Regions from separate parts of the Mus musculus genome. Here all the other regions are linked to region 1. A link is a loop called in an ENCODE intact Hi-C map of the cell type or tissue named here. Cell type or tissue: left cerebral cortex. All regions are shown on one strand.

Evidence for each region. A loop is a pair of places that touch in the nucleus more often than their neighbours do. Peaks named below come from ENCODE experiments on the same cell type or tissue, not always from the same donor. Only the 100,000 strongest peaks of a DNase experiment are listed, where the experiment ranks them.
Region 2: a loop joins it to region 1, with 5 times the contacts of the local background. A loop is called at or near these places in 7 of 42 quality-filtered maps.
Region 3: a loop joins it to region 1, with 5 times the contacts of the local background. A loop is called at or near these places in 16 of 42 quality-filtered maps.
Region 4: it touches region 1 in a loop (4-fold over the local background); 7 of 42 quality-filtered maps call a loop at or near these places.

The regions. Positions count from the first base shown.
Region 1 is chr9:58,329,183-58,331,682 of GRCm38, reverse strand. No RefSeq gene overlaps it. Among named protein-coding and RNA genes, the nearest start is that of Loxl1, 17 kb to the right of the region's middle. In left cerebral cortex, a CTCF peak has its summit at 1,231 (motif pointing left); DNase peaks (open chromatin) are centred at 819 and 1,214.
Region 2 is chr9:58,495,416-58,497,915 of GRCm38, reverse strand. All of the region lies in intron 2 of Insyn1 (inhibitory synaptic factor 1), which reads right to left. Among named protein-coding and RNA genes, the nearest start is that of Insyn1, 8.1 kb to the right of the region's middle. In left cerebral cortex, a CTCF peak has its summit at 1,275 (motif pointing left); DNase peaks (open chromatin) are centred at 1,218 and 1,712; H3K27ac peaks cover 224 bases.
Region 3 is chr9:58,525,459-58,527,958 of GRCm38, reverse strand. Cd276 (CD276 antigen) reads left to right here. Exons shown (of 8, transcript NM_133983.4): 7 at 405-440; 8 at 1,598-2,500. The coding sequence ends at 1,620. Gm51678 (a long non-coding RNA gene) reads right to left here and starts at 1,601. Exons shown (of 2, transcript XR_003948170.1): 1 at 1-1,601. In left cerebral cortex, no CTCF peak of the experiment used is centred here; no DNase peak of the experiment used is centred here.
Region 4 is chr9:58,486,594-58,489,093 of GRCm38, reverse strand. Insyn1 (inhibitory synaptic factor 1) reads right to left here and starts at 491. Exons shown (of 3, transcript NM_176921.4): 1 at 1-491. In left cerebral cortex, a CTCF peak has its summit at 1,182; DNase peaks (open chromatin) are centred at 548 and 1,071; H3K4me3 peaks cover 1,457 bases; H3K27ac peaks cover 1,239 bases.

The DNA of each region.
Region 1 (2,500 bases):
CTATCTATCTATCTATCTATCTCCTCCTTTTTATCTCTCTCTGTCTCTGTCTCTGTCTCTCTCTCTTGTCTCTCTTTCTCTCTCTCTCTCTCCCTCTCTCTCTCTCTCTCTCTGTTCCCCTCTCTCCCTACCAGCTAACTAGCCCGCAGCAAACAGCTAAATATAGTCCCTTATTCTTTCACTCCGAGGAACTGTCCATCAACATTAATTTCTCAGTTCAGTCATTCTAGCCACAAGCAGCTGCTGCTTCTGGAATGCTCTGAGCTGAACTCAGGCCATCTTTGCTGGGGTGGAGAAAGCACATCTTGAAAGGGCAGCTTTCCAGAGTGGGAAACCCGCATGGACTTTGGAACCAGAGACTAGAGTTTGAGTTTTGGCTTTTCTATGTCCTAGCTGGTCAACCTTAGGCAAGCTCTCAGGTTTCCCTGAGTTTTATTGTCTTCATCTGCATGGTGGGGTTCATAAGGTTGTTAGGATGGTCGATCACGATAATAGATACAGAGCTTCTAGCCGAGCCTTGGGCAGGGATGAGCAGTTGTTTGTTCCCTTGCCTTTATGGAAAGCCATTCTTGCCTGCCCCACAATTGCTTAGAATCTAGAATTAGGCTGGCTAAGGTGGCCTCAGTGAGATTGGCGATCAGGTCTACACATACTATCTGTCCCTGACTTTCCTCTTTGACACTATGTAGCTGTCATATGTGCTTCCTGGGGAACCAGATTACCACCCCCTCACTGCTACTCTCTCCCTACCACCCACACACATATGAAGCCAAGCATCAGAGATAGGTAGTTGGAACATGCAACATACAAACACCCACCATGCCAACTCACATACAAGCATTCCCAGATATTCACAGATTCAGAGGCCCAGGTACATCCAGACACACAAAACAGCACACGGACTCATCATACCTGAGCATGCCAGGATGGATACAAATGAGGCCACTGACAATCTAGGTGGACTTACAGAGACACAAACAAGTGCAAAAGGACAAAGGAAACCACGCACATGTGCATGAATACATGCACATTGGCTGGCTTTGTGTGCAAGTGTACCACCCCCACTGGATGACAGAAGCCTAAAAGCATGGAGGCAGACCCTCATGCAGCACACAGAGAGCCCTAGTGTGGCTGCCTGAAACACAGAGCCTTTGCCTGGCTCCTACTCTTCAGCCCTGAGCCAGGCTTGGGCTCTGGTGTGTAAAAAGGCTTTGGCGTCCTCTGCTGACGACAGTGTTGCCTGCAGCCTGCATCAGCCTTGGGGAGAAAGAACTAAGACTGCAACTAGGGTAGGAAATGAAAGCAGAAAGGAGGTAAGTTGTGAAGAGAGAAGAGACGAGAACCTGGCAACGTTCTGCTGCTAAAGTTGCCAGGATTAAGATCCACTTACAGCTCTCGACTCCTGAGACTTCTGGGTGGCATACTGGGCAGTGTGGCATGCACTTCTGGAAGCATCTCTGGCTGCAAATCCCCAAACGGAGTTGTGCCCTGAGCGGGGCACCTTTTTACTTCTTCCAGAAAAGCCAACGCCTGGCCAGACTGTCAGTCCTGATGAAGCGTGAGCAAGGAGCTGGACAGACAGAGGGATGGCGCCCTCACTGCCCACCATTGGCTTCCTAACTGTGGCTTCATCTGCAATGATCAGGAAACATGTAGTTGCCATGAGTGTAAAATAACAGTCACACAGCTGTTCTACCGGAAGTGAGGATATGATTAAGGTCATGGTCTTGGCCATGGGCTTCACACAAGAAGAAGGGTAGAGCTTTGTCCCAGGCCGTGCAGGTGCCGTGACACCCTGGGAGGTGAGTGACAGGTAGGGTGGACAGTGTCACATCTCTGCAGAAGACCAAAGTGTCACTGATAGAGTTCTGCTGGGAGCACCAGTCGTGACTAGCTAACCTGGCTTCTCTGTGGGGCTTCCCTCTTGCTCTCAGTTGAGGCTGCTGCCTGAGCTGTGCTGCTCACCTGCACCTGTGCACCTAGCCCAGGCTTGACCAGAAGGTGATCATGAAGAGGCACTTCTTTTCCTTGGCAGGACTTAGAAGTTACTTGGAAACGGCCAGTGGTCTGTCTGTGGATGAGTAAAGAAAGGCAGCAAGAAACAAAATCCAGAAGCTGACAGGATGTGCTCAGTTTTCCTGGTCTTTCTTGCTGAGTGATGGGGGTCCTGATGACATCTGACATTGTGGCTGCACCCCCCAACTCTGCTGTCACCTTAAACTACTGTGACAGTCCCCTTTCAACCCCCAAGTCTCCTGTTGATTTCCTACCAGTGTCACAGGCACTGCCTTAGTCACTGTTCTATTGCTATGAAGAGACACCATGACAATGGCAACTCTTTTAGAGGAAAATGTTTAATTGGGGCTGCCTTACACTTTCAGAGGTTCAGTTCATTATCATCATGGCAGGGAACGTGACAGCAGGCATGCTGGAGCGATACCTGAGAGCTGTGATGTGAAGGCAGAGAAAGAGAGAGAGAGAGAGAGAGAGAGAAAGAAGG
Region 2 (2,500 bases), 170 kb before region 1:
TGGAGGCCACTGTACCCTACTCTGCCTGCCCACCTCCCACCCACCCAAAGGGAAGCCCTTGGTCTCTGAGCAGGCAGCCCCTCCTGCAGATACACAGTCACCTTTGCTGTTGTCTGCAGTGAGAGAGGGAGACAGATTAGGCAAAGGCCTAGGGGGGAGTAAGGAGCATGAGGATGGAGGGAGGAGATCCAGGCCAGAACTCAAACATAAAACAATGAAAACCAGTGGAGGGAACAAGTGTCAGAGCCACAGAGACTCAGGGACAAAGCCATGTGGTAAGCCATCAGGAACTGCATCTAGCTTCTAGCATCTCGCGGCGTTATCTGCCTGGGTTCAGGGAGGTCAGTTAGTAAGTTAACTAAGTTAAGTCCTAACCCATAACTCATTCCTGGGAACTGCTACCACGAGATGCTGCTCCAGGCCTGGTGAGGGGTGGGTGGGAAGTGGCCCAGCATAAAGCACAAAACAAAGACACTACCTGCAGCACCTGGGCCAGTGGGAGATGGGCTCTAGATACAAGTGACCTGACTGTCCCTACCCCTCTTCAGGTCTGTTTTTCAATCTTTAAGGAAGACTCTAGGAATCTGTAAGACACAGTATGAGAAGATATTTAGGCCTGCTACAAACTGGAGGAATCAGGACCCCCTGGTGACTTTGGGCAAGTCACCTAAGCTGGCTGGAACTCAATGTCATTTACCACTGAGTGTCTAACCAATGTCAGCAGAGCTTTACAGGGAGGTCTTGGAGGAGCCCCAAGATCAAAGTGATGTCATTTCCTACCTCAGATCAAATCATTAGCTCTACAGCCTTGAGATCATAAAGCTCCCAGGTGCTGTCTCTTTGGCCTGGTGGCTGGGTGCTGGGGCAGTCTGAGGAGTGGCTCTGCCATTCAGACAGCCGCATGCTCAGATGGGACTCTGATTAGTGAGAGCTGTCAGCAGCTGCTTCAGCCCAAGGCTGAGGGTGCCAGGAGGAAGCTGGAGTTGAATGGCTTGGCTGAAATCCCACAGACTCAGCAGGAATGAGCACTATCAGGACCCAGGCCTGAGGGATAGCAGGGGTGTCCCAGGTATATCCAGCAGAAGCCTAGAAGCCCAGGAACCCAGACATACTTCTTTCACTGAGGAAGCCCTGGCTGGGCACCTGTTCTAGCAGCCTTTCCATTGGGTCCCTTCCCTTCTGCATTAGCATCCTCTTTTGGTTCTGCATCAGGGTTTGGAGGGAGAGTGAGCAGGGAGGCGGTTTTTAGGTCTCATGTCTGCCCCCTCTTGGCGGTGGAATTGAAGGAAGATGATAATCCACTTTCAAATTGTATTCTCTAGCTTTGACACCCCTCTCCTTGCTCAGGGAGATGAACACGGAAGAGATATAAACATATTTGAAATGACAGTGTTAGGGCAGCCAAAACCTTTAGTACCTGGGCTCTGAAGCCAGAGCTGGACTCCAGCCCTGACTTCACTACTTATGAGCAACCTTAATCAAGTCTCAACTTCCTTCTGCCTGCCTGAGAGCTGCTGTGAGGACTTAAGCTAATGCCCCTGGGAAAGTATGCAGAAGAGTGTAAAACACAGGCATCCACCATGCACCAGTGAACATGAGCACACAGCCAGGACCAGGAGCAGACGGAAATCAGGGTTTCACCTAAGAGATGCCACAATGACGGGCATGTTTCAGAGCCTGTTCAGAATGCCAGGATACGGTAGTGCGTCTTCCATAGCCCATGTGCCAGTACTGCCCATTTTGCCTGAAGCGTGGGTGTGCCCATTCAGAACATGACTACAAGAGGTCCCTGAGGCCCATGGCTGCGAGGCTCACAGGCAGATCTGGCTTCCCAACTACTTAATGGACAGAAGTGAGGGTGAGAAAGGGAAGCCATGTACCCGCAGAACCCATCTTCTGAGGAGGCCAAGATCAGCTCATAAACCTGCTAATCCTTTCCTGGCACACCGTTTCACAGGTCAACATGGAGAGCAAGTGTGGAATAGGCCCGTGCTACCTGACTCTCTGATCTGGCTGTCTTGAAATCTGTGATTTCTCTCTGAGATTTAATAATCATTTTGCCTACATGTAATTTGGGATTGTCTTGGAGTACAGAGAAATAATTATATACACAGAAGGAAAGAGGGGGAGAAAGAACCAGAAAAATCTCAAAGCTGGGGCACAAGAGAGACACTGATGAGTTAACTGCGCTATTGTGCTTGCTGACAGGGAAACTGAGGCCTAGTGCGTGGAAAGAGCTGAGGTAAAGCCAGAAGGGGAGTCCTGGGTCTGGCATCTTACTAACAAGATTAAACTGTTCCAGAGGGGCCAAGAGGGAGCACTGTGGAGGGACAGGAGAACTGAGGGCCGAGACAGAACCCAGCCCCTGTTCCAGGGGTGCCTCTCACCTCTGTCTTGATCTCAGCCTTGCCTATTTAATCCCCCCCCCCAATAATTTCCTGTTTGTGCTTGGTTCATGCTCTGCATTAGAGCTTTCCTGATCAGCATCAGGACCACATCA
Region 3 (2,500 bases), 200 kb before region 1:
GAGAAGAATGGGCTAGGGAGTCAGTCAGCCACGTGACCCTAGGCCTCAGGAGGCATCTGTAACCATGCCAGCCTCCCTGATCCTCATCTCACCACATTTATAGCCTGGGCACTGAGTGCTGCCACATCTCCAGCCAGTTGGATGTGGGTCCTTGTCCCCATTCTATAGGAAGGGAGCCTGAGGTTCAGGGAGGAGAGACATGTGGGACTTATTCAGAGTGGGTGAAGGTGGGACTTGGGAACTAAGGCTTGGCATGGCTCTGGGGCTCCTCCCCTGGTACTTCGATGGTGCCTGGTGCCAAGCTCTGCCCGTCCCTTCTGCATCCCCACCTTACTTCTCCCTTCACCTGCCTCCCTAGGATTCTTCTCTTATCACAAGCTCTGTTTTTGTTTTTGTTTTTTCAGCTCTACGGCCTCTGAAACCCTCTGAAAACAAAGAAGGTAAAGATATATTGCCTGAATGTGTATGTGTGTTTGTGTGTCTGTGTAGGAAGCAGGGTAGTGGGGCAGCCATGGTCACCCTTCTGCTGCTGACCTGTGCTCCCGCTCCAGAAGAGCAGCATCCGCTCACCCAAATGCCCTACACAGGCTTCCCCACACTGGGCATTTCTACCTCTCCTGGCTGATAGTCTTAAAGCTGCGGGTAGCCTAGGGCCTGGATTCTGTTCCCTGCAATATGAAGCTCTCAGCCTGGGTCTAAGGGGTTGCTGTGGCTGCCATGTCCCCCTCCAGAGGCAAGGGATGAGAAGGAGGGCAGGGAACATCTTTCTAGGGCTTGGCCAAGAATAGCTCCTGTCACTTTAGATACATCCCATTGGGCAGAACCTAGTCATGTGACCTGTTTTTCCAGGTGAGGCTAGAAATGTAGTTTTCATCTGGGCAGTCACGTTTCTGGTGCATAGGAGGGGGCTAATCAGTACAGCGGTCCTTGTTCCTCACGTGGGTGGGCAGGTTTATTAGAAAACACAGGAAGTGATCGTCCCCTCGCTGCTGTTGGGAGGCAGTGAGCACAGAAGAATGGAGCCCTGCTGCTGAGAAATGTCAGCTGGGTGTCTGAAGAGGGTTGCTACACAGCATAGCCCCATAGGTGAAGCAAGGGCTTTCCTGTTCCCCAGGGAAGCATCTTGGCCTTAGACTGTGTCGGAGACGGATGACTGCAGAAGCAGGCTATGACAGCTCCTTTCTTGAGGATAGACAGATCCCAAAGGAAGGGAGAAGAACAGGGCCCGGGGTGTCAGATTTGGATGTTCCTCACCAGGGAGGCAGTCAGGGGGAAAGGGCTTCCTGCAGGGTGATTCTTCAGGTCATTACAATGGAAAGGAGCGCCGGGCCAGAGGAGGGAATTGGGCCAGGCCTTGAAGGGTGAGTCAGATGGACCAAGCAGGCCATACTGGCTCCTGTGTACATACAATGTAGCAGTGTAAGGAGACACACTCCTTAGCGCTACCTATCCTGCACACACCTAACAGCCTCCAGGATAGTGGTCACGGTGCACACTCCCAGTTGGGCATGTGACTTCTGATGTACCACCAGGAGCAGAACTTCTAGCTTCTAATGCATTTCTCCCCCTTTTCCTTTTATCCCACCATGAAATGCAGATGACGGACAAGAAATTGCTTGATTGGGAGCTGCTGCCCTTCCCAGGTGGGGGGCCCACCCTCTGGCAGTGTTGAGCTTCAATGCGAGCCCTTCCCCCAACGAATGGGTTTGTCCCACAGATCTACCCGTTCGTCAAAGGACGTGGTCCATAGACCACCCACAGCCTTACTTTTCCAATGGACTTAATTCCCATCATCCTGCAGCCTCATTTCTCCAGTGACACGATACACGAACCATCCTGCGGCCTTATTTCCCACGGACACGACACAAAGATGTCCCTCCTCGGTGTTCCTCCAGAGTCGTCTGGTGGCCTTGTGATACGGCGTGAACCTTCTTCCTTCTGCCTTACGTCTAATGGACACACACGCACCACCCCCACACCCTTGCTCCTCCAAAGCCATGCAGACTGTGTAACTGCTATTATTCTCCAAGGGGCATCCTGTGCAGATGAAACCCTGCTTTATTTCCCTGAAGACAGCTGCACAGTGACCTCTTAGTTCTTGCTCCCATGGCCCTGATGTATCCTAGTTACCAGCCCTCAACCTCAGTTCTGAGGGTGGGATCCCATCGCTCAGCAAGGCTTCATCCTGACCTCCCTGCCCTGATCTGATCTGGCCCTGGCTTTTGTTGTCTCGCTCCCTGACTAAGTGAGATGGGGCACTCTCCCGCCCCCGCCCCCCCCAGGTCACAGATACCTACCTGCAGCTGTGCGTGCTGGATCACGCACATACTTGCCTTGCATGGTCTCCTGGCTGCCCTGGGCTGTGCCTGTTCTTCCATAGGAAGCAAGTTCTTGTCTCCCTGGTTCTCAGGGCCCCTCAGGGGCTCAGCCTTCAGCCCTGTGCTTCCCCATGTTGGGAATCTTTGTTACCTTTTTCTTCTTTGTAAATTAACATCTGATA
Region 4 (2,500 bases), 160 kb before region 1:
CCGGAGACATCTGGGCGGTGGGAGGGGGCGGGGCCTCCGCGCTCCGGGGAAGGGGGCAAAAAAAAAAAATCCCCAAAAATCTCCTCACCACGCTCGCCAGGCTCCCGGTCGCGAGGGTCCGGCGAGCTCGGAGGCCCCGAGGCCACAGGTGACCCGAGCCGAGGTGACACCGGTCCGGTCCAGGCGACTAAGCCAAAGTCGGAGGGCTGGGGAGGGCGCCGGGATCCCCTCAGCCCACGCCCGGCATTCCCCGGGCTCCACAGGGTTCGCGATTCTCTCTGTCCATTCTAGATGGGCAGGTCTGAGCCCCTCCGGGGTCTGTCCTGCCTTTGCCTTGCTCTGCCCTTCCCGAGCTGGCACTGCTAGGTGTCCGGGGTGTACTCAGCCGGGACCCAGAATGTCCGTGCTCCGGCCCGGGCGACGTCTGGAGCGGCCGCAGAAACCGCTCAGTCCAGCCCGGCAGTCGGCTCCATCAACGGTGGGGAAAGTCCGGATTCCTTCGCGTCTCGGGGGAGGGGAAGCAGCCGTGGCCAGGGGGACCCGGTGTCGAGCACAGCGGAGATGAGTGCACGAGGTCGGGGGGGCCTCAGCACGGCGGGGCTCAGCCGAGGAAGCAAAGGAAAGCAGAAGGGGGCGAGCGAGACGCCAGGGAGGCGATGGAGGAGGCGCGCCGGGCCCGGCCAGGCACACCGGGCGCGCAGCCTCCGCTCGGCTCCACCGCCTCCAGCGCGCTCGCTCACGGCTCCGCGCCTCGCGGCCCGGGGCGCCGGGTAGCTGCCGATGGGGCAAACGAGGCACCGGGGCTGCTCGGGCCTTTCTCCCCGGCTGCTTCGCCCTCGCCCTGCCCTGCCCTGCCCTGCCCACCCGGCTCCGCGGGCCTGGCCCGCTTACCCCGAGCGCCGCCGCGCCCCGCCGGACTGGCCGCCCGGCCGGGCGCAGGCTCCCTCAAAGGCCGCCGGGCTCGCGCGGCTCCGCTCGCCTCGGCGCTGGCAGTGAAGGGGCCGGCCCCGCGCGCCGGGAGGGAGCTTTTAAAGCGACACACACGCCTCCCAGCGCCCAGAACCGAGCGCGCGAGCCGGGGGGTCTCACCACCCTAGGGAGCGGGTTGGACTGGGCGCCAGCGGACCTGGAGGAGAACTAGCCCGGCCACTGCCCGCTGCCCTGGGCGCACAGAGGCCCAGACTTGACTCCAAGTTCCTTCACCTCCTTTTTACACAATCCCTTGACCCTCCTCCCCTCACGGTGGTGCGTCCCGGGGTTCCCCTTCTGGCTGTTACCCTCCTCTGCCATCATACCTCAAACTGTCCCAAATCTTGTGTCAGTTCAGTAAATAGAATCCAGCCAACCTTTACTGAACACCTATTGTGTGCCACGCTCTGGCCGAGAGGGAGGGCAGAGTGGGTGCTGGGCTGTTTCTGAAGGTTCTGTTCCCCTAGTTCTTCACCTAAGTTTTCAACATATTTTTGTTCTCTCTCTCTCTCTCTCTCTCTCTCTCTCTCTCTCTCTCTCTCTCCCTCCCTCCCTCCCTCCCTCCCTCCCTCCTTCCTTCCTTCCTTCCTTCCTTCCTTCCTTCCTTCCTTTTCTTTCAGGCCCTGTTGAGGAGGAAATATCGAGGAAATTTCCCCATGAGGACATTCTTGAGTAAACTGAAGGGTGGTGCATGTAGTTCTAGGAGCGTTGCTAACTTGGCAGGTATGGGGTAACTAGGAGGAAGCACAGGCCACCCCCACTCCCCCAAGTTCTTCCCAGGAATTCAACCCTTGAGCTGAATCTTAACAGAAGATTCAGTGGGAGTCCCGGTGACCGGTGACCTTGCCCTGGGGAAGGGAGGAATCTGCTTCCTAGAGGGAAGGAAGATAGGGGGAAGGAACCACTCAGGAGCAAATGTGGGGGAGGGCAAGTTTCAGTCTAAGTGGCCCTGTTGGTGCCACTGGGAAGACTGTATGAAGTGGAACAGAGAAAAACCAGATCAGGAAACAGGAGGCTGTGGACAGAAGCTTGGAATTTAGACCTGGTGGTGGTGGAGTACACCTTTAATCGCAGCACTTGGGAGGCAGACAAGTGGATCTCTGTGAGCTCGAGACCAGCCTGGTCTGCCAGAGTCAGGGCTGTTACACAGAGAAACCCTGTTTTGGAAAACAAACCAAACCAAACCAAAAAAAAAAAAAAAAAAAAAAAAGCACTTGGAATTTATCCTTTGGCAGAAGGGGCCTGTGCAGATTTGGGGGGCAGGAGGAGGAAGTCAGGTCCTATCTGCCCTCCTAAGGGACCCCACTAAACTCCCAAAAGTCAATGGTGGGTTTGAGGAGGCCACAAGCCAGGTGCTCCATTAGGAAGTCCTAACTGAGCTGAGGGAGGCCAGCAACAGGGATGTGGAGGAAGGGGTGCTCTTGGTGACATCACTTGGTGACTTCCTGAGAGACTCTGAACTTTGAGAACTAGGGGGAGGCACACTTGAGCTTCTGGTTTATAGCTTGTTGGGCTGAGTAAATGGTTGTGT